Linked DNA regions of Mus musculus: region 2 is linked to region 1. A link is a loop called in an ENCODE intact Hi-C map of the cell type or tissue named here. Cell type or tissue: heart. All regions are shown on one strand. Each heading gives the region's core, and the rest is flanking DNA. Links, peaks and the distances in the headings are about the cores only.

Region 1 (11,673 bases), core at 2,152-10,151:
ACACATATATATGTATATATATACATATATATACATATATATATACATATATATATACATATATGTATATATATATGCGTGAGTGTGTTTATATATACCACATGCATACAGTTGCACTCAGAGATCAGGGGGAATCAGATCCCCTGGAACCGGAGTTACTGCTGTTTGTGAGCTGCTTGATGTGGGTGTTGGGAACTGAACTCAGGTCCCCTGCAAAAGCAGCAAGTTTTCTCAACCATTGAGACATCTCTGTAAACCCCCCCCCCCGCCGCCTCCATGAGCCCTCTTGTTGGCTCTGTAAGTATATGTTTTTATCACAGTCTCTGTACAGTGTATACAGCAGGTGCTCAATGTAAGCATCCACCACTAGCAGTCTGGAGACTGACTGGCTTCCTGGAGTGTGATTTTGGCATGAAGCTCCAGTTCTCAGCACACTTTCTGCTCTAAGTGTTTAACAGCCTCAGTGTGAAGATGAAGAAATGAAGCCGCATTTGCGGCCAGATGTGGCTTTTGGCACTGTATAACTGGACTTCACCTGCTGAGGACATTATCAGGGATAAAGTGCAAGTCACATCTCCCTCCTTCAGAGGTTCTAGGAGCACACTAGGGAAGAGGCAGAAGTCCTGAAAGGGACAAAGTTCTCCTGGAATATCTCAGCAAGAGCCACCCAGAGGTTAGTCCCTCTTCCTGTGACACAGCTCTTTTGATAGCTGGGGGCTCATTTCTGAATGATGATGTCCTTTAGCCTTGCCTAAAGGACATCTTCACACTGAGTTGTAAACTAGGTCCGAGAACACCCTCAGTGTGGTCTGAACTCAGCTCAACCACAATTGAAACTGGTAAATTGAAAGAGGAATTATCCACAGTGAACTTGGCGCACATTTTTCATCAGCATTCTTAGCAAACTTCCAACTCCACCCCTCAGCACAGAAGGCCTGGCTTATCTGTGCTCGGTATGTAGATAGACATTCCTTCCTGGTCAAAGTCACCTGGACTCCCCTCAGCTGTGTCCAGTTGCTTTCAGTTTCTCAGTGGACTATGCCCAGTCCTACCTCAGGACCCTGTCCTTGCTTTTCCTGGTGTCTGATATATTTATTCCCCACAGCCCGTCCTCCCTTCCTGACTGGAAAGAGTTGGGTCTCTTCCTCCCTCCCGTCCTTCCTTTTCTCTTTTTGTGTATGTGCACATGCACATATGTGTATGTGTGTATGAGCCTAAGGCGACCAAAAGATGTAGTGCCTCAGAAGCCATTAGGTTCTGATGGGGATCAAACTCAGGTCCTCCTGCATGACAGGTATGCTGCTGTCTGTCTCCCCAGCCCCAGGAAGAGGTGGATCTTTCTCCTTCTAGCCTATACCACAAAGGTCCTGCCCTAAAGAAGTTTTTTTGCTGACATTGCCACTAAAGAGATTCCACATTTGTTTTTTTTTTTTTTATTGTATTTCTCAGGGTTAATAACATTGTATCTTAACTTTGAATAGTTCTCTCCAGGAGGGTCTGTGGACACACTGTTGCTGCTGTGCTTATCAAATACCTCCTAAGAATCTAACCCTGAGTACCCTGCACTGTTGGACGGAGAGAGACGATAGGATTGAGGCAGGACTTTGTTTTCCAGTTCTGCCCATATACCTGAGCCATGACTTTTGGTGGGAAAACAGCTAATTCTCTCAAGCCTCAAGTTTCCTAACCTGAAAGACAAAGATAGTGGTAGTTTCTCCTTTCCTGGGAATTGAACGAGATTGGGCAATGTAAAGACCTGGGAACATCATGGTAGAACTGTCCCGTAAGACAGATACATTGAACCCTCACCCCTAGGACCTCTGTGTGTCTCTCCTCCTTGAAAAGCAAGACTTTGCAGATGCCATTAGTGAGGATGAGGACAGTCCACTGGATGTGAGTATGCTGTGGGGCTGGTAGGAGTGCTGAGGTATGGAAGTCACATATAGGCACCTCGTGGTTGGAAGAAAGATATGGTCATGATGGTGCCATCCTGAGGGTGAGAGTACCACTTTACCCAGTACCCTGGAAAAAAGCCACTAACTTGTTTAGCTCCAGGCTTGGAGGTCAGTGAGAGGGGTCTAGGTCCAGCCCAGCTCTGGTGCTGGGAGCTGCTTCTGTGCAGTCCTCTCTCTGCCTTGCTGAGCTTGGAGAGAGCAGAAGTGGTTCTGTGGAGAGGGGATGGCTGCTCTACCTTTTTCCAATGAGGTCACCCAGGAGTCCTGTAGGAGCAGCCTGCTCTGCAGAGGCCTGGCTGCCATGGCAGGCTGCAGGCTCTGAGGCTGCTTTCGTCAGCCTCCAGGTCACATAGGGATGAGTGGAGTGAAGCAGAGGAAAAGGAAGGGACGGGGAAGAGGAAACATCGAAAGCAAGGTAGGATCAGAGCTCTGGAAGCCTGGAGCTAATGCTGGTGTTTGGCTTACTGTGAATAGGGTACTGTTTTGGACCCCGTAGGAGGCTCATTTCCTTCAAAAGCAATCCTTGATGTCTGATACTCACGATTATTGTGAGCATTTTAAAGATGAGGATGGTATTAGCTTTCCTGTGGCAGTGAGGTAAGGCAAGTGGGGCCTGGTTTCTACCCAGTAACCCAGTTCATGCCTCCCAAAGCCCCTTGCTGTATAGATGGGGAAACTGAGGCTCAATCAGGGAGATTGGGTAAAGAAGATCCAAGCTCCGAGGAGGCTTGGCTCTGCCTTCAATTCACCAGAGTGTTATCGAATGCCACAAAACACCCTCCAACTCTAGCCTGTCATTCACCAGGCATATGTGTGGCAAACTCTGCCTCCGCTGGCGCCCTCCAGGACCCCTACTAAGGCTGAGAAGATCTGAGTCAAATCGGGGTGGGGGTGGGGGTGGGGTGGTTGTCATTTCCACCCACCCATCATGTGTCTTTGTGCAGGGGTCAGATAAGTGGTTTATGTCTCTGAACCTGAGATTCTCTCTCTCTCTCTCTCTCTCTCTCTCTCTGTCTCTCTCTCACACACACACACACACATACACACACACTGGCAGAATGAGAGCCAGAGAGCAAGAGAGAGAGAGAGAGAGAGAGAGAGAGAGAGAGAGAGAGAGAGAGCGAGCGAACAAACACAACTATGATGATGATTTTTTTTTTCAGAGATGAATGGGAGCTCTGCCACTGTTTCTTCTTTTGCTACTCTGTTTCAGCAGGGGCCTCTGGCCTCATTTGTGTTCCCTGGGGACCACAGCTATGGCACCAGAGCCGAAGTTATCCTGAGTTCACCTCAGCTGATCTGTAGGCAGCAACTTTAAGGAAGACACGTGTAGAGTGGCAAGTGGAAGGCAGGGTACTGCTGAGTCTGAGCTCTCCGAAAGAGTAGCCATAGAAGACCAAATTGCATAAATGAACCCCCTGGACAAGGACACCACTCTCCTGGAAAAAGGGTCTCAATGTGAAAACCAACACACAAACAAGATACTCTCAAGTATTGCTCAGAACTGGGACCCGAGAAACACTGCAGGACTGGGAAGCAGACTGCTATAAATTGGCATCAGGGAAAGTATATATGTATGGCTGACACTGGACCTGACCTTGGAACGGGAAGGAGCCAGCGAGGCAAAGATCTGGAGAGCCTGGGCAAAGGTTCCACAGGTGCAAAGGTCCTGAGACTGCAGTCCACACACCTTCCAGAGCTCCCGATCAGTACAGTCGGAATTGCAGGCGTTACTTCATTAAGACAAAGGAAACCACTTTCAGTCTTCTGTGACTTCCTCACTGCCTCCAAATCCTCCAAGCTACTATGATTTTTTTTTCTTTCAGGAAATTCTTCAAGGTTTAGTAATCAGTGGTTTATAAAAAAAAACCTGGCCTGTGATTGAGTAACAAAAGTAAAGTTTTTTGTTTTGGGGGGGCGGGGGGAGGTTGGGGAGACTGCCCAGTTAGTAAAAGCACCTGCATGAGTTTGGATCCCCAGTATCCACATTTAAAAAATAAGTGGGAGCAAGAGTGTATGCCTTTTTCTTTTTTTCTTTTCTTTTCTTTTTTTCTTATTAAGACAGGGTGTCACTATGTCACTATGACATCTATGTACATCACTATGTACACCTGGAACTCACTATGTAGACTAGGTTGGCCTTGAACTCACAGAGATCAGGAGGCCTGCCACTGCTTCTTGGGTGTTGGCACACTACCACACCTGGCCTAAGGAGTGCATGCCTTTAATTCTAGCACTGGGGAGGGAGCACAGGAAGCCCCCCCCCACCCCCCACCCCCCCCCCCCCCCCCCCGGCCCCGAGCTGGCTAGCAAGCCAGTCTAGCTGAACCTATGAGCTCCAGGTTCCGTGAGAGGCAATGTCTCACAAGGTTAAAAACCAAAACACACACACAAACACAAAAGACAGAGGGCTGATGAGAGATTCTCGGTGGGTAAAAGTTTGTTGCCCTGAGGACCTAAGTTTGATCCCTGGAATTCACACGGTAGAAGGAGAGAAACGGACTCTTGTGGGTTGTCCTCTGACCCCACACTGCGATCCATTAGTACACATCAATAAATAAGTCTAAAAAACATAAGATGGAGTGTGATTGATAACTGATGTTACCCTTTGACCTCCACAGGTGCCTGCCCACAATCACCCGAGGAACACATACACACAGATTATAGTCAACAGGATGGCTACAAAGTGGCTGTGTTATCTTTCCTTTCATATGTTTGCGATACTTTGTTACTCTTTTAAAACTGCCCTACTATCGATATGCCTTTACAGAAGGTACAGACTAGGAGACACTAATGTTATTATGGATGTATGTACCAAAAAATGTGTGCAAATTCTCCATATTTAGGGAAATGTTTCCCTGGTCTGTGCAAGCCTGGCTTCTGAGGTCCTGAAGATCCTGACACCATTTATGCCCACCTTCACTCTCAGATGACCCTGGATTTTCCACTCTCTCGCATGTTATATGAGTTTGCCTGGCTGCCCGCCCTGGAACAGGTAACCAAAAGATGTGTAGTAAATAAAACTGTGGCTTGTGACTCACCTCAAATGAACCCCGAGGCAACAAAAGGGGGAGCAAACTAAGGAAGGGTAAGACTTGGGTGAAGGAAAAGATCCCCGACAATAGAGCCAAAGGCCTGTGCTCAAATTCTGCCTCCATCCCGAGGCGTCACCCACTCCCCAGCCTGTTCCGGGTCTCTCCAGGAAGGCTTTACTTTGGGTTTCTCCGGGAGAGTGAAAAGATGTTTGTTGGAACAGTATGGATTCTATGAAAGGACAGTTCTTTTAGGTTCCTGACCTTGGCTTGCATACAAGAGTCCAGCCTACCTCAGCAGAAAAGTACTTCCAGTTCTCTGCTCCTCCCAGAAGCCTGAGCTGAGCTTGGGAACTCCGGGTCTCAGACTCTGAACCCAAGAACAGGGCCTGGTGCCTGGCGGTGCTCAATGAGTTTGATGAACTACATGCAGGTCACTCCCCTACGGGACCTGTTCTTGCCTTTGTATAGAAGGCACATCTCTGGCTTTTCTTCCTGGTACTTCTGACATCTACATCTGCTTTTCTGGAAGAGCCTAGGAGTCACATTTAGGGAAGGTGAGTAGGTGGGAAGAGGCTTTTGATTAAAAGGTTAGTGCACATTTTTGGCTCCCACTTCCGAATCTTCCAGAAGGTCTTTTATTTTTTGCCTACTTAATAATAACATAAAAAAGCCATGTCACTTTTTGTTTTTAATTGAAGTCTTTATGTTAAGCCGCCCACTCCAGCCATTCCAGGACATGGCGAAGAGGGGGCGCGGACAGGTGTAACGCGGGGGTTTGTGTTGGAAGGGCTCTGCAAAGCCGGGTCTCAGTGACCCAGCGGGAGGTCACCGACCCAGGAGCCCTCTCTCAGGGCCTGGTAAAGCTTCAAAGCCTCGGATCCTCAGGTCGGCCTCGTGGTGTCAGGATCTTCAGGACCCCAGAATCCAGTCCTGCGCGCCTGCTGCTCCCCCACCCACACAGCACGAGGGCGGAGCCCCGGCGCGCTGATGTAATCCCGGCGCCTGGGCGGAAGGATATGGAACGCGGCGTTGGCTGGCCGGGCGCTGAGGCTGTTGCCAGGTAACGCAGCGGAGCGGCTGCCGCGCGCCGCCTCCCGCCCTCCGCCGCCTGGCGCTGGGGCCGCCGCCGCTTTACGTAAGGCGCAGGCCAGGGCCGCCCGGCGCTCGGCAGCCGCCTGCAGCCCTCGGAGCGCAAGGAGAGGCGCCCACCCGGTAGCCTTGGCAGGTAGGCGGCGGCCGGGAGCGGGGCCGTGGCGGGTGGCGGGCCAGAGGGATGTCCGGCTCGAGGACCCCGCGGGCGGCGTGCGATGAGTGCGCACAATGGGCCGCGGCGGGCTGAGGCGGCCCGGCCTGAGGACAGCGGCCTCGCCTCGCCCCGCGCCCTCAGCTTTGTCCTTCGGCGGTCGGGGGCGGGCGCGGCGCGGTGAGTGGCGGGCACGCGGGCCTATGGCGCGGGGTCGAAGAAGGTGACGGCCGAGGGCAGAAGTGACAGGCCCCGGAGTCGCCGGCCTGCGCGCGCCACCGCCCGGACCCTCGCGGCCCGGCTTCCGGCCGGCGTCCCGGGAGCTCCCGGTGGACGCCGGGCCAGGGCTGAGCGCTTTGCGTAGAGGCCAGGACAGGGCGAGCAGTGGGGAGCAGACCCCGAACCTGGCAGCCCCTCCCTTCAGTGTTTGCCCTTCTGTAGACAAACCTTAAAGGTTTAACCAAGAAAAGTGAGATGGGGGATAAACGGGAGGGGGACATGCGACTCCGGAGTCATTTACTAAACGGGGTTCTTGGGTCTCATCACCTGCTTTGCCTTGTTGCCCAAGTAACTGACAATGCATTTTGCGTTTCTGGTTCTTGGCTTGCTAAGGAAACGGTAGGAGAGGCTTGCCGAGGAGCCGGGGACGTGCAGTTTGGATAACAGGTGATGCCATGGAAAAGCCTATGCAGTGAAAACCCCACGCAAGATTTCTGCCACCAGTATAGGACCCGTTGCATGACACTTTGTCGGTTTTAGAGACTTCAGATTTAAAAGAAGGGGAAAAATATCTGTCACTCTGCATTCTGAAGGTCAAATATTCGCCCGCAGATGTTTTGGGCTGAACCATTCTTAACTAGGTCTCAGGATCTTTATGACAAAAACCATTCTGGAACTGTGCATTTGAAATACCCATGGAGGCTTCTTGCAGTTGATACTTATTATTGTAGATTTAGTTGCTATTCTTGCCAACTGATGTACTTTTAAAACGTGTTCTTTCACAAGTTCATTTATATATCTCTATAATGTCCCTTTATCATATTTCCCCACTATCTTCTCTTAGACAAACATTGAATTATAATTATATATTAATGTGTGTGTTTGGGTGCATGTATATTTAACGCGTGGAGGCCAGTGATCAATATCAGATGTTTTTTATAATTGTTTTAAAAATATTTATTTGATGTGTATTGGTATTTTACCTGCATGTATATCTGTGTAAGGGTGTCAGATCCCCTGGAACTGGAGTTACATACAGTTGTGAGCCACTGTGCAGTTGCTAGGAATTGAACCCCGGTCCTGTGGAAGACCGGCCCGTGCTCTTGATCACGGAGCCATCTCTCCAGCCCTCAGGTGTTACTTTTGAGATAGGGTCTCACTAGGTAGATTAGGCTGGCCAAGTACTTTAGAGCTATGTCTGCCTCTGACTTTGAAATGCTGGGATTTGAGTCATGGTCTCTCACTGAACCTGGAACTCACTAGTTCAGCAAGGGTGACTGGCCAGCAAGCCTCAGGGGTCCTCCCATGTCAGCCTCCCCATCGCTGGGACGCCACAAATGTTTAATCATTTAAAAAGTAGTTAGGGCTGGAAATGTAGCCCAGATGAAGTCCGCTATTAAATTCTCAGAATGTAAAACAAAATAGGCCTTCAAATTGACTGTAACAGGTTTTATATGAGCCTATTTTCATTAAGAAAGTAGGAGAGTTTTACTCTTATTTAGTGTCATAGAGATACATGTATTGTTCTTTGAACATAAGGGTAAATATTTTTAACATGGCAACATTTAACAAGGCAAATTAAGAATTTTAAAGAATGATTGATTTGATATACAAATTATGAACATTTAAAAAAGAAACTTAATGGTGTTTTGCTTGCTCCCATTTGTTGTGTAGCTCCATCTGTGCCTGATTTTATCCCAGGGCTCTTTAAAAGTGTTGGACTTGCTCTTCTTCTTTTGTGTGGAAATGCACCAAGCCTGAGCTTTGCCCCTGTTTTTTTGCATCATTTGACTTGGAGCAGCTAATGGCCTCTGAGCTAGTTTTGTCATCTGTGAAATGGGAAGAATGCTGAGACCTGCCTTGCAGGATAGAGAGGCAGAGGGGGCGATGTGAAGTAATGTCATCCTCACTCAAGCTCTTAAAATGCCGCTTAGTGCTGATATGTCTGAGTCCTCAGATTCCCCTGCAGGCTGGAAGCAGTCAGTTGTCTTCAGGCCACTGTTGCTTTCTCTCTACTTTGCCTGGTTTCCAGGATTCTCTTTCCCAGACACATGGCAGCCTCTGGTCCTGCAAGCGTCTAAGCACCTGGGATTTGGAGCTTAGAGTACAGTTATAAACGCAGTGTGGGAGGTCCCTGGCAGTGCAGTGCAGTCACCCTGTCCTGGCCATCTCCTTTCCACATTACCTTGTAAGACTACCGTTGCTCTGATCACACCAAGCAGTTTCAGATGTTCTTGATTTATACTCTTTCTTCTGATTTGAGGGTCCCCCACTTCTGCTTTCTCTAGTTTCAAAAGATTCTTATAAGATACTGTATCCTCTCTGGAGCCTTTGGAAATCCCTCAGAATGAATTCCTTCTTGCTGTAGGCCCTGTGGATGGACGGCATGCTTTTTCTTAAAATGTTTCTTTTGTGGAAATTAAATATAAAATATTGCTTTCAAGAAGACTTATTAACTCGTTAGTACTGGATTGGAAAGACTGGAGTTACATTCCAGCCCCCCTCTTGCTTCCTGGGTCACTGTGGGCAAGCTTGTTATATCTCGTGACCTTCAGTCTCTGTGAAACGAGAAGTCTCATCTTCTGTATGTCTTTTGCTTTGTAGTGAGCTGGCATCTAGGGGTTGAACTCAGGTTTCCAGGCTGGCTTGGCAAATGCCTTTATCTACCAAGCCATCTTACTGGCCCTGAGAGCGGTTTTGATTACCGGATTTTTTTTTTAAAGAAAGATTTATTTTTATTTATATGCATGTATATGCATATTTTTCCCTTAGAGACCAGAAGGTGGTGTTGGATTTCTTTGGAGCCATAGTTCCGGGCAGTTGTGATCTGCCTGACTTGGGAGCTGGGATCTGAACTCTAGTCCTCCTGAAGAGCAGTGAGTATAATTACTTAACTGCTGAGCCCAGGCATCAGATTTTTCCCAGCTCTGTATTCATGCTTTTGTTGTTCCTGCTCCCCTCTTTTTTTCTTTTTCTTATAGTGTTCAGGATTAAACCCTGGGGCATCATGTATTCTAGACAAGCACTCTACCAACCCACTTACATCCCCTGCCCCTCTATGCACTTTTTAATCTACCTTCCTTGAATGCTTTCTTGCCTGGTTCCCCTGCTCTACCCTCTGAAGCTATTGCTGGCCTCTAGGAAAGAATGTACACTCTTCCCTTCACTAAGAGGCAGTATAGAAAGGGTTAAGAATGTACCCTAAAAGCACTGCCGCCTGTGTTTATTCTTTTAGTTATGTCTGAAACTATATGCCTTCTTGTACTTCACATGCCAGGCAGCTCCCAGAACACCCTCTGGGAGGAAAGTTCTGTTCTGGCTTCCGGTTCTGAGAACTCAGTCCATCACGACAGAGGATAGATATGGTAGCTTAGAGAACTCAACCTAACGGAAGCCAGGAAACAGAGAAAGACAGACAAAGGGCAGAGACAGACACACAAAGAACCTGCCTCCAGCCACCTACTTCTTTCTACTAAGTTTCACCTTCTGATGTTTTTAGCACCTTCAAAAATAGTGCCCTCAGCTGGTGACCAAATGTTCAAATAAGCCCAAGGGGCACATTTCAGATTTACAGCTTTCCACCCTGGGCCCCAAAATGTATTTGTATATTTACTCTATCTCAAGAGTCCCCAATGTATTATATTTCAACATTGCTCAAAAGTCCAAAGTCTCTTCTAAGACTTGAGGCAATATCTCAGCTATATGAGTTCCTGTAAAAAAAAAAAAAAAAGTTACACACACAAGGGCACAGAGTAAACATTTCCATTCTAAAATGTAGAACGGAATAGCCAGTAAGGATTGCATGGACCCATCAAGGCAAACTTTAAAGCTTGCTGCTCCTTGTCTGTCTTCTGAGGTATGTTGTAGGCTCCAGAGGGCTTGGGCAACCCTGCCATTTGGCTTTGCTGTTTGCATGCAGCCCATCTGAACTTTCTTGGGATGGTTCCACTCAATGACGTCATAGTGCAGGGACTCTCTTCTTATCACATATTTCTCAACCTCTCAGGCTTTTCTTTGAAATCTGGGTGGAAACCTGCTAACTCAGTATCACTTGGAAGGGCAAGGATTGCTGCCAGTTGCAGTTGTAGTGGCTCCCTGAGACCATAGCTACAGCAGCCTCAAGAGTACCTGGGTGCCTGAGCACAATGGACACATCCTGGGGAAACAGCTTCCCAGATGGCCTTGGCCTTGTCTACTCACGATATTTTCTCTCTTCTCAAGGAAGATGTATCCCAAATTAGTTTACGCTTTACTGTCCTTAAACCTGTGATGTATGAGTTCTGGCCAGTTCCTAAGATGCCCTGGAGACACCCTTTGCCTTGATGATAATCCTCTTATAATTAATGGCCCTAATTTCTTCAGTAGTCACACTTTCTTTGGCCCCAACTTTTCTGACCATGATGCAAGTTTTTCAGTCTTTGCTGCTTTTTTCTCATTATAAATGCTAATAGCTGTTAGTAAACCTCATTCCTTTGGAATTTCCAGTGGATCACTCATAAACTCAGCCTGTCATGGAGTTTAGTGTTTTGATAAATGGATAAAATTTAGGTATCTTCTTTATTATAGTGTAACATGTACAGTTTCTAGTCCAGTTTCCAGCAGTCTTTGCTGTCTGAAACCTGTCTTTAATGCCCACATTCTTAATGACTTTTAGTCTTCTGAGCTCCCACCAAAATTGTCCATTAAGTTCTACTGACAACACTCTTGGCTTTGGCTTGTTTTTTTTTCTTTCTTTTCTTTTTTTTTTTTTTTTTTTTGGTTTTTTGAGACAGGGTTTCTCTGTGTAGCCCTGGCTGTCCTGGAACTCACTCTGTAGACCAGGCTGGCCTCGAACTCAGAAATCCGCCTGCTTCTGTCTCCCAAGTGCTGGAATTAAAGGCGTACACCACCACTGCCCAGCTGGCTTGTTTTTCTAAAGTCTTTAATATTCCTCCTGTAAGACTGGGTCCAAAGGCTTCTACCTACACCAGCAGCAAACAGCAATGACCTCACTTTTCTGGGGCCAATTTTCTGTTTTAGACTTTTATTTGACATACACATCTTAAGTGGGAGAAAGGTTTGTTTGTGGTTTCAGTACCCTCATGGTAGAAGACATATAGTGGAACAAAGTTTCTCATCTCCTGATAGCTAGGAAAAGAGAAGGGGAGAGGAGGAGAGGAGGTGGGCAATGAGAGATGTCCAACATTTCCCAGTAAAGTGCCAATAACCTGCAGAGGACCAG
Region 2 (11,673 bases), core at 1,575-9,574, 74 kb after region 1:
CAGAACCCAGCAGCCCCGGCTTTAGGGAGGAAGTGTTTGTTTTGGTTCAGGGTTTTGGGGATTGCATTACATCTTGGTGGCAAAGGCATGGTGTGAGGCAAGGAGAACTTGAGGCTTGGTGTGTTAGCTTTTGGAGAATAAGGAGACAAAAGTTTGGTCCGGCTAGAAGCCTTCACAGGCCTGCTCATGGGCACCATGTTCCGAAGGCTCTATAACTGTGTTTGGCACTGCAAGCCAGGGGGATGTTCTCATACACATGAGCCCCTGAAGTATTTTCCAGATCCAGACCATAATATATGGCTCTATCATAGCTACCATTGCATTACTCAGAGCAAGAACAACCTTCATCTAATTTAAAAAAAAAAAAAAATAGAGTATAGGGATAAGATATAGGAATGTCTCACTGAATCTATGGGCTGGAAGAGGATCCTGAACTAAGAAGTGTAAACTTTAAATAGATAAAGCCATTGTTCCTAATAACCTAAAGTCTCCCATTGCCTTTTTCCCTGTTTGGGGGCCATTCTGTTCTTTGTGAATTCCACCTCTACTATAGCATACATGTGGTAAAAGTGGCCATTCTAGCCCCAGCTCATCATGACTTCTGGAGTATCCAATACGTGTGGAGTATCCAATGCGTGTGTCCATTCCTACTGTGATGAAGTGTGGTGTACAGACAGCAGAGAAAGATGGTGTGATTAGACAATCACAGATGGGGGTTAATAAAGTGACAAAAGTGTGAACTTGTTTTCTGGATACCATTTTCACATTATAAGAGGTGTGACGACAACCAGGCCAGGAGCAGAGAACACTCAAGGTGCGGTGTGGTTCCAGCCCACCCTGTCTAGGAGACTGGCCTTCTTTTCCTGGGTGCTTGGTTGGAACTGATGTATGTATGGTCTAAGAGCTTTCTTTGGCTTTCTTCTGAGAAACTCTGAAGTATTGGAGGGTTTGGAGAACAGGATAATACGGTATGACTTCATGCTTATAGCTTATGGCTGCTGCCTAGGGACTGGCCAGTGATGAACAGACTAGGTAAAGTTGGTGAAGAACCTGTGTGGAGGCAGGGGACCGAGGGTTGGAGAACATCCTGTGCTACATTGAGACTGGGAAAGTGAGGTAAAGCAGCAGCTGTTATAGTGGCCCTATGGCAGACCACCCAGTTGGGCTCTGTATTGAGGACAGAGCTGACCAGAGTGGGTGGGGGGATAAAGAAAAAGAAGACAGCCTGTGGTCTGAATACCCCTGGAAGTGGAGTTTCCTGTGTTTGGGGAAAGGAACCACAGGAAGGTACCCATCTGGTGGAGGGAGTGTGGGCACCTCCTGGGAGCCTGAGGGCAGGTGGCTGCATGTGCAGGTTCACTGAGCGGCTGTGGGCTTCAGAGGCCTTAGATAGGAGAGTGTGTTCATGCTGTGTATGGAGCCTGGAGCTTCTCTCTCTAGGAAAGGTGGAAAATTGAGCTTTCTGCAGAAACTCTTGATCTTTCAAATAATGAAAAGTGAGGCCCTGAGGAAAGTGGGAGGGGCTGTTCTAAAACCCTGCAAGTTCAGTAGCAAAGGACGTGGAAACAGGCCTGTGCAGGGAGCAGGATGAGGGCAGTTATACAGCGCTCACAGCTTGAGCCTCTTGCCCTCCTCTCCTTTCCCACGCCTGCTTTCCTCACTTAGGGTTACTTCACACGGTCTCCAGGCTCACATGAACGGCAGTGAGCTGTATTTGTTTTGTAACTTTCCTTCCAACACTTGAAATTTTGTTTATATATTCAGTCTTTTCATCCTTAAAGAGTTATTAGTAGTTGTCATCTTTGAAATATTTATTCTCTTACTAATTGTGATGGTTTGTATATGCTTGGCCTGGGGAGTGGCACTCCCCTCAGTCAGTTAGGAGGTATGGCCTTGTCTGAGTAGATGTGTGACTGGGTGTGGGCTTTAAGACTCTTCATCCTAGTTAGTTGGAAGCCAGTCTTCTAGCAGCCTTCAGATGAAAATGTAGAATTCTCAGCTCTTCCTGCACCATGCCTGCCTGGATGCTGCCATTCTCCTGCCTTGTTGATAGTGGACTGAACCTCTGAACCAGCCCTAATTAAATGTTGTCTTTATAAGAGATACATTGGTCATAGTATTTGTTCACAGTAGTAAAACCCTAACTAAGACACTATTGAATTCAACCTTTCCTATCACTATGTTCCCCTCTTCCTGTATATTCTTTGTGTGTGTGTGTGTGTGTGTGTGTGTGTGTGTGTGTGTGTGTGTGTGTGTGTGTGTGTGTTTTGTTGAGACAGTATCTTACTTTGTAGCTAAGTCTGTATGTCCTGGAACCCACGGAGACTCAACTGCTTCTGTCTCCCAAGTGCTGGGATTAAAGGTGTGTTCTACCACGTAGGCGCTTATATATTTTTTGCAGTACCTTTTCTAGCCTATGTGCTGAGCCGTTGGCTAGATTGAAGACTTAGATTCTGGTATTTGACAAAAACCAGGCCAGGAGGAAATGTAAGCTTTCTCTGTGCAATAATTTTCATTCCTATTAGTGACCTTCCCTAGTCATACTTCATAGATGAAAGTGTCTCCTCCAGCCAGGCATGGTGGGTCATATCTGTAATCACAGCATTTGGGACGTGGACTGGAAGCTGGTAAGTCTAAGGTCAGCCTGGACTGTAGAGTCAGACCTGCCTCAAAAATAAATTAGTGAATAAGCAAGGTTCATGGCTTATTTTTTTTTTTTTTAAGGAAAGTATCTTATTGTATAGACCAGGCTGCCCTCAAACTGGCCATCCTCCTATGTCATTCTCCTGGTGCCTGGCATCTCAAACATGTGTCACCATGCTTGGCTGATGGTGTTATTTTATCATCACTTATAGCAGATGGTGGTAACCTCTCTTTTGAGGGTGTAGGAAAGGCAGTGCTGAACTGGGACCTGGGACTCACATGCCTAGACAGATACGCCACCACCAAGCTGTGTGCTGCCCCAGGTTTAACCTCTCCTCCTCATGTGCACCACCTCAGCAGTGTGCAGTCCTCCCTGGCGCGTGTTCATTCAGCAGATACTTCTCTAAGAGCTGGAGCCACTCCGGAGATCCTCCTGGGTTCAAAGATGGGAACTGTCAATCCTCATGGGGCCGTAGAGCAAAGAAACTTTTGGTTTGGGGATTTTCAATTCTTGTCCTGCTTCTTGGCCCTGATGGCAAGAGTTTTCGAGCTGGCTCTGTGCGCCCAGTCTTCTCAGTCAGTAGTCTGCTGCTTACTAGCTTAGCACGGACAGTTCCAGGTTTTGAGGGGTTTAAACCTTCAGGAATTAAAGTCTGAAGCTGGTCCTTGGCTCTCTTGTGTGCTGTCACTAGCAGCCATTCTTCCCACACCTTGCCTTGGTCTTTTCTTTCCCCTTCCAGCTCTGCTGTAGAAATGACATATTCTAACCATAAAACTAAAAGAGAGCCCTGTGCAGCATGGGGCTAAAATGACTGTATTTGATTTCAACTCTGTAGGTGAGCGGAGTTTGCTGGGAAGTTTCGCAGATCTTTTTTGTGGTACCATGCAGCTGCAGCAGGGTAGGACTGACTCCTGTCCTCACAGCACTGGTGCTTTAGTAGGCGTGGTCTGTGGAGCCAAGAGTTGGCATTCTACAAGTCCATGTGCCTCCATCGCTAAGGAGGCAGTGCTGGACAGCATGATTTACTGTAGTACTGGAGTAAGGGGCAGCCCTCTGGCACTCATGTTCTGGAGAAAAGGAACAGGCTGGGCTCCATTGAGAGAAAGCATGAGACTCCCTGCCCCTTGTTGGTGCCTGCTGGCCAGATACTGGCACGCAGAAGGGTGATCCAGCAGCAGGAAAACAGAGCAAATAAAAGACAAGGCAACCTCTGACATTCTAAGCAGGACAGTAAATAGGAAACAAACTTAGTTGAAAGACTTAGAGTATGCAGCCTGTGGCACTAGGAAGGACAGAGGAACTGAGAGATGAGGGACCAACCAGAACAGGAAGTCCAATAATCAGCTGCTACAACTGGTTTCCAGATGTGGAAACTTAGGCTGGGATAGGTAAGTGGATTATGTGGGGCCACCTAGTTTACCATAGCTTTAGAGGTGATATCTGAGTTACCACTTTGTGCCATGTTCAAATGGAAAATTTAAGACTGAGCTTTCAGCCTGGCAGTGGTGGTGCACACCTTTAATTCTAGCACTTGGGAGGCAGAGGCAGGCAGATCTCAGAATTTGAGACCAGCTTGGTCTAAAGATTGAGTTGAAAACCCTGTCTCGAAAAATGAAACAAAACAAAAGGGATGTGCTTTCATGCTGGGTGCCCTCCAGTAGCTTAGGGATACCCATCTCACACTGGGAGACTGTCCAGTGCAGTGAGCTCTCCTTGAAAGAACAACCTAAGATGCTTACTGCAAGTCTTTGGCCATGGAGAGGGCAGACAATGAGGAGACCAGTCCAGTCACCTCTTCCTGACTGATACAGCTTTAAATTGAGAAGCACAGGAAGCCTGGAGACAGTTGGAGATGTCTGAGAATTCTGTGGGGTGAGAAGCAAGGGATGAAGGAAAACCTCCTAGAAATAGCAGTTACAGCAGCTGTAAGCCGTGACCAGACTCAGTTTATATCATCAAGTAACAGACCTAACCTTGTCAGGCAGCCACCAGCAGAGGAGGACAAAAGCCAAGACCAGGCCAAGGTGGCTGCAGAGAGCAGCCCACAGGGGTACTTTGTTTGCTAGAGGTGGTCTTGGTGTTGAATAGGCTAATAATAATAGTAGTCCAACTCAGACCCTGAGGTCTGGCTCCAAATCCAGATCCTCAGACACTGAAGGCAATTTTGAAGGAGTGAACATACAGAATTTAGAAATGACACTGGTACTTAAGTAACCTGGGTTACAATGAGCTCTGTCTGACAGGTACATCACCCGTGTGCTAACTAGGTGAGCTTTGAGAGAACTGGAGGTATTCTTAGGTTATAGAGCTGGGAAATAGGCATATCCCTGTGTGCGGTAGGGCAGGAATTCAGAGCCAGATGTGGAGATATCAAACTAAATCTCTACCACCTACCTCTGTTCTCAGAGAAGTAAGAGGTAGTGCCATGTACTTCTAGGAGGACAGGTCCTTATTGTCCATGGGACCTGTTGGGCATGTGGGCTACCAGTCTCTATCACTTGTACAGTGGGTGAGAGCAGATGACTGTCCAGTGAGTGTCTAGCCTTGCTTCCAGGGGCTGCCTTCTAAGTAGCTCCAGTTCATGCCTACCCTGCTCATGCTCACTGCATGTTAGTGTGCTCTTGCTCTGCACAGCACTTCCCAGATGCTTTGGACACTTGATGGTTGAGTTGGTACAGTGAAGAGAGGCCAGGCAGGGTACCACAGCAGAGTCACCGCATCTTGTTCCCACAGGTGTTCCTGTGGGCTTTCTAGAACATAGTACGCTTTATCCTTTGTCCCTTCTTAAGACGCCTTTAGATAAGTATTTTCCAGCAAACCTATGGATGTGATAGACTATGGCAGTATAGGTAGAAATGGAAATGAAATTTCTTAGTTTTAAATGAACTCTAGAATACTTGCCAGCATATGATAGTATGACGGATGACTTTATGCTTCTCAGTTTGCTATTAGGATACCGTGATGACCTAATGATTATTAAAAATAATAACTAGAGTAGGTTCAGTCTCCAGTACTGTTTTTTTAAAAAATGTGTGTGGTATTGGTGGTATGTGTTTCTCTTGTGTGTGGGGGGGGGAGGGGGGGTGCATACACACATGCAGGTAAAAAAAAAACACATTAGCTAAGGAAAGAAAACAGAAACCTGATCAGTAAAGCTTGATTTACACAAAGGAAGGAGTAAAGCACTGTTTCTTAATGCTGCTTGTATTTGAAAACATAGGCATTTTTATATATAAAGATATATACATATGGACATATACATATGCTCTTTGAATGAATGATAATATATTGTTTATTGTTTGTATATATATTGCTTTTATATGTACTAGTTGTGTGTCTGTGTAGTTTATACTAACTAAAAGATAATATGAGTACCCTGCTCACAGGTTGTCATGGCCATTCTGCAGGCCTGAAAAATAGTAGCCTATTTTAGAGGTTGGAAGGAGTTTGGTAAGCAGTCCCCAGAGGTTCCATGTTCTGCACTGGAGATAGCCCCAGGTTTGCAAGCAGTGACATAGGCTTGTTGTACAAGACAGCGTGTGGCGTGTCAGCTGACACCCGTGTTAGTTTCTGTATCCTGGAGAAGTGGATTATAATTGCGGGCCTCATTACACCTTGACCGTTATGGTAAGCAGACTTCAGTGATGGGATTGTGCAGTCTACCACTGTTGAACAATTGTCTGCCTGTTTTTTAGAGCTGTAAGAAAGAGGCAGCTGTCCTCTGACCTATTTTCTCTTTTCCCTCTTAAAGACTGGGATATTCTGCAGATAGAGAGTAACTGTGGGTATTTACAATTTACCTTCCTATCTGAAATCTGTTTCTTCTAGCCAAAACTCTGTAAAGGGGGCTTTTTTTAAAAAAGAAAAAGAAAAAAAGAATATCTGCCATACTTTGCTGAGTCATTTTGAGTTCGGCGAATGGGTAAAGTTTATTTTTAGCTCTTGGAGTCACAGAGCGGAGGCACAGGAACTTGGGTGGCTCTTCTGTGTGCATCTGGCCAGCTGTGTCCTTTCAAAGAGACAAAATCCAACCCAGACATAGCATGTCCCTGAGTAAATCCAAAGTTTCTAAGAAACACTGTAACTCTTCTGTCCATTGTACAATATTTTTTCTGTTTTCTTGCAGAAAAAAATGAGAATTTAGAATGAGTGAAAGATATGTACTTGTGCTGTTTCAAGTGCAAATTTTCTTTGAAGCTTGCCTCACTTTATCTTCAGTACCAGATCCTTTCACGCCCTCTCCGTATGCCTGTGGAACTTAAGAAACATGTTCTGTCCTTGCACACTTGTTGGTACTGGGCACTGAATTCTGGTTGTCTGCTTGGTGGCAAGTATCTGTACCACCAGCCGAACCGCCTCACTGGTGGGCCCTGTGTGGTTGGGTCCATCTCTTAAAATAACCGAGAGCTCCCATGTGTGCTTTCAGCATTGGCCTGTGTTCTGTATGGCTCTTTCTGCTGGAGTTGTGAGAGTTCACTTTAAAAAAAGAAAAGAAAAGAAGAAGACAAGGAAGGGAAAGGGAAGGGGGACCTACTTTGTTTTCTTTAGGCTCTAATCTTCTAGAGACTAAGGAGGTTTTGTAACCCCTGTGTTAAATTTGTATAAAACCATGATTATAAAGAATCTTAAGGTTGCTTTTGTGGGTGACTAACTTTTGTCCAATGATGGACACATAGATCTTTGGCCTTGTTGAGCAAGACAGAAGCCTTTCTTGGAGAGCATTCACATTGCCACAATGTATCAGTAAGTCCCACTTAGTGTCCTTCATTAGTAAGATGCTTATGGTAAGCTGGGCAGTGGTGGTACATGCCTTTAATCCCAGCACTTGAAAGGCAGAAGCAGGTGGATTTCTGAGTTCCAGGACAGCCAGGGCTACACAGAGAAATCATGTATTGAAAAACCAAAAAAGAAAAAAGAAAAGAAAAGAAAAAATACTTACAGTAGGTTAGCTTTACCGGTTTTTAAACTCTGGGATTCATTTAAGAATTGATAATATATTCCTTTTGGAACATGGAAACTTGTGGTCCTCCGTAGTGACATAAAATAATTGCCTGTCTACTGTGCCTGGTAGAAAGCTGACTGTCTTCTCTCTCACACAGAGCTCTGGGATCGAGACTTTAGTAGAAGAGCTCTGCTGCAGACTGAAAGACCTACAGAGCGAGCAAGGTGAGCAGGCTGGGGCAGGTAGAGCCCTACAGGGTCCTTCTCAGTGTAGAGTGTGTCACCAAGCCAGCATTCCTCATTACCTCAGCTCTGCACAAGGCTTCAGTGAAGTCCTTAGTGGCCACATGGGAAATCCCTGCTCCAGAGGAGGGCTGTAGTCCGTGGGCACCTTCTAAGGCTTCACTTGGGGGTTCAGTCATTTAAGTTCCTAAGTGTTCTGCAGGACTCCAGGAAGGGGCTGCATACTCTGAAACCCTTTTCTGTCCTTGTCAAGGTCATTGTCAGCGTATACTCTTGAAGCCTTGTGTTAAGGGTCCACCTTATTTTTAATTTAAGGCAATAGCCTGGACCAAGTTCAGTAGCTACCCTTTGTTTCTGTTGGTACTGAAGCACAGGGTGTGCTTAGCGCCATGTCATGTCACAGGTCTAACTGTAATGAGGAGTTTTCTTTACAGATTAGTATTAATCAAAATGAGTCAGTACAAAGGCCGTGAGTCAGAATTTTGTGAGAATGTATTTTTGGAATCTAAACAGATGTTCACTCCTTCTGGTCTAATTAATAAGTACACAGGGAACGCCAGGCTCTCAGTTAAGAACCTCTACAGTGTGGCTTTGTGATGAGTTAAAGCACTCTCATTCAGCCTGCAGCCTAGTGCATATGTAGGTTAGCCAAAGAGCGCCTTCTGCACACTCAGTACGTCAGTGTTTATTAACTGGCCTGGAGTTCTCTCTGTAAGCCACAAAAGCCTGTATCATATCTGATTAAAATTACTTGAGAAATGAGTTTAGTGTTTATTAACTGCATATATGTTAACTTTTTCTGAATTTTTGTCTTATAACAGAAGAGAAGATTCACAAAAAGTTAGAAGGTTCTCCTTCTCCAGAGGAAGAATTGTCCCCTACAGCAAAAGATCAAGTGGAAATGTATGTAAGACTCCTCAGTCTGAAGTATGTATTGTTAAAACCAGTCTCGCTACTGCCACATGGTTTCCATTTCTGTCATCTCTATGATTTCTTAATTTAGGAAATGCATGAATGCTTAGGTGCTTCATTCATAGTGAGAGTGCAAAAGTGAGTAAAACAGTCTGATTGCCTAATGTGTCTGCAGTCAGTGTTTGTGAATGAAGGAAACAGGATGGCTGCTGTTTCCTGAAGCACTTGCCGCGCATTCAGACTGACACAGAGTCTTTGAGGCAGCTGAGAGAGCTCATGACATTCCCTCTCCACAGACGAGAGCTGGTGTACCTTATCCCACAGAGGACCTGGCCAGACTTGGTCCCTGTGTCTTTAGTTCCTCCCTTGTGAGTGATTAATAGCACTGTCATCTCTACTATAAACAGACTTCCTTGCTAGACATTTTATTTTAATCTTTTGAATCTCTACCGAAGAAAAAAATTGCAGTCATTTGGTTCCATTGTAAGTGTGACATTCTCAGTAGAGATTAGGAACAGAATAAAAAATACAAAACAGTGCATTAATCAGTTTAATGTCAATTACATGTGGAAGTGATAATATAATACTAATAAGTTATTAGAATTAATTTCACCAGTTTCTTCTTAGACTTCTAATATGACTGCTAGATGTTGAAAATTGTGTATGGGATTAGAGAGATGATGCAGCAGTTAAGAGCACTTGCTGCTCTTCCAGTTCCCAGCCCTGTGTTAAGTGGCTCACAACCACTTGCCACTCCAGCTCCAGGGAATTCATTGCTTTCTTCTGGCCTTTTTGTCTAATCTCACACACAGGCAACATGCACTCTCTCTCACACACACACACACACACACACACACACACACACACACACAAATAAAAATAATTTTTTAAGAGAAAATTACCTATAAAGCTTTTAATAATTTGTACTATACATAGCTTTACTACAGATAGTCACAATGAATACCTTTGTAAACATAGCCCTTGCCACTTAGTGGGTGGCCTTAATGTCTGGAAGAGCAATACCCTAGAGGCAGCATAGCTTTCGACATCCTTTGGGGGATCTATTTTGCTCTCAAATCTTCAGCAATTGCTATTTTTTTCTAGCAAGTTTCTTTCTGTGGTATTCTAAGCATGTTTAGGGGTTATGGTCCAATCAGGCTTCCATCCTGGAGCATAGCATGTGTGTAGGTCTCACTTCTCACTGTTCACTAAACCCAGCTGTGATCCCTGACTCTGATTGCACCAGCATCCTCACTTAAGACCAATTGGATGTAACCATCCCACCATTCCTGAGCCTGCGTAAATGCCGAGTTCCATGCTGTTGCCCTGATAGTCTATCAGGAACAAGGGCATGGAGTGGGTGATGATCTGACTCGTTTCTTGTCCTTTACTCCTGCTTCTGAGGTGAACTCTTCTTGTTCCTGCTTGGAGCCACTGCAGGGTTATATAACGGCCTAGGGGAGCCTAGAAAGTAAGCAGGAGAGCAGGGCCAGACTTGGGGAAATGGCTATAGAGCTGTAGTCCCGAATCATCTGCTCAGTGACTTTCAGTAACACTTATTTCCACTATTCACTACTGTGAGGTTCTTATGTGTTCACTATTTTAGAGGGAGGAAAAAGACTCAAATATCAAATAGTGAGTTTAATGTCACAAGCATTGTAAGTGGCCAAGATGAAATTCAAGTTCAGACATGTCCTATTAGCCTAGTACATTCTTCCTATTACATTGTTTTGTCATTTCTTCCTAGATGAAATTGAAGCTTTGCTTTGATGACAGATCTTAGATATTTTTCATAGTATTTGCATAGTGCCTCTCACAGTCCAAGCAGTGCTAAAGTGCTTGGTCTGGGGGACTAATTTTTTTGTTGTTGTTGTTTTTTGAGACAGGGTTCCTCTGTGTAGCCCTGGCTGTCCTGGAACTCACTTTGTAGACCAGGCTGGCCTCGAACTCAGAAATCTGCCTGCCTCTGCCTCCAGAGTGCTGGGATTAAAGGCGTGCACCACCACGCCCAGCTGGGGGACTAATTTTAATGCACAGCACTGTTTACTGTTTGGTAATTCGTTTCAAATTCTTGCTTCCTTGATGGTGTGATTGCTGACATTAGTGAGCTAAGGCACTGCCTCTCAGGCTGACGTTGCTGTCTGTGTAATGGTGACTGTAAAGTGTGCCTTGCTTATGAACTCTTGCTCTGTTTTGCAGGTACTATGAAGCATTTCCACCACTGTCTGAGAAACCGGTTTGCCTGCAAGAGATCATGACCGTGTGGAACAAGTCCAAACCCTGTTCTTACTCTAGCTCCTCGTCATCATCCACAGTCCCACCAGCAAGCACGGATACATCTTCTCCAAAGGACTGCAACAGTGAGAGTGAAGCCGTCAGAGAGAGAAGCAGTGTCGCCTCTGTCCCCATGCATGAGAAAGCCCAGAGCAGGAGCAGACACGAGAAGGAGAGCAAGCTGAGCAGTAGCACCATCGAAGAAAAGCCTGCCTTTTACAAAAGGCAGATCCGACACAAACCTGAAGGGAAGACGCGCCCTCGCTCATGGTCATCTGGCTCTAGTGAAGCAGGTTCAAGTTCAAGTGGTAACCAAGGAGAGTTAAAAGCATCCATGAAGTATGTTAAAGTCAGACACAAGGCACGAGAAATTCGAAACAGAAAAGGGCGGAATGGGCAAAACAGGCATTCACTGAAGCATTGTGGAAAGGCAGAGAGAGGAGTCCATGCAGGCAGTGGTGGCAGCAGCAGCAGCAGCAGCAATGGGTCCATCAGGCAGCTGTGCAAGCGGGGTAAAAGACCAGCAAAGGAGACGGGAAGGAGCGACTCTGGGAACACTGCAGTGAAAGACCTGTATGTGGACAGCAGAAACAACAAAGAGTACAAGGAAGAGCCCCTGTGGTACACAGAGCCCATTGCTGAGTATTTTGTTCCTTTGA

What was found. Hi-C counts contacts between places; a loop is a spot of excess contacts. Peaks named below come from ENCODE experiments on the same cell type or tissue, not always from the same donor. Only the 100,000 strongest peaks of a DNase experiment are listed, where the experiment ranks them.
Region 2: a loop joins it to region 1, with 4 times the contacts of the local background. A loop is called at or near these places in 2 of 42 quality-filtered maps.

What each region holds. Positions count from the first base shown.
Region 1 is chr5:36,690,397-36,702,069 of GRCm38, reverse strand. It overlaps D5Ertd579e (DNA segment, Chr 5, ERATO Doi 579, expressed), which reads left to right and starts at 6,049. Exons shown (of 9, transcript NM_001081232.3): 1 at 6,049-6,215. It overlaps Gm32725 (a long non-coding RNA gene), which reads left to right. Exons shown (of 3, transcript XR_868354.3): 3 at 3,119-3,836. In heart, for the core only: no CTCF peak of the experiment used is centred there; DNase peaks (open chromatin) are centred at 4,969, 5,349, 6,009 and 6,419; H3K4me3 peaks cover 2,849 bases; H3K27ac peaks cover 3,651 bases.
Region 2 is chr5:36,615,801-36,627,473 of GRCm38, reverse strand. D5Ertd579e (DNA segment, Chr 5, ERATO Doi 579, expressed) reads left to right here. Exons shown (of 9, transcript NM_001081232.3): 4 at 7,744-7,810; 5 at 8,650-8,731; 6 at 10,940-11,673. Among named protein-coding and RNA genes, the nearest start is that of Tbc1d14, 39 kb to the right of the region's middle. In heart, for the core only: no CTCF peak of the experiment used is centred there; DNase peaks (open chromatin) are centred at 3,643, 6,123 and 6,637; H3K4me3 peaks cover 368 bases; H3K27ac peaks cover 3,440 bases.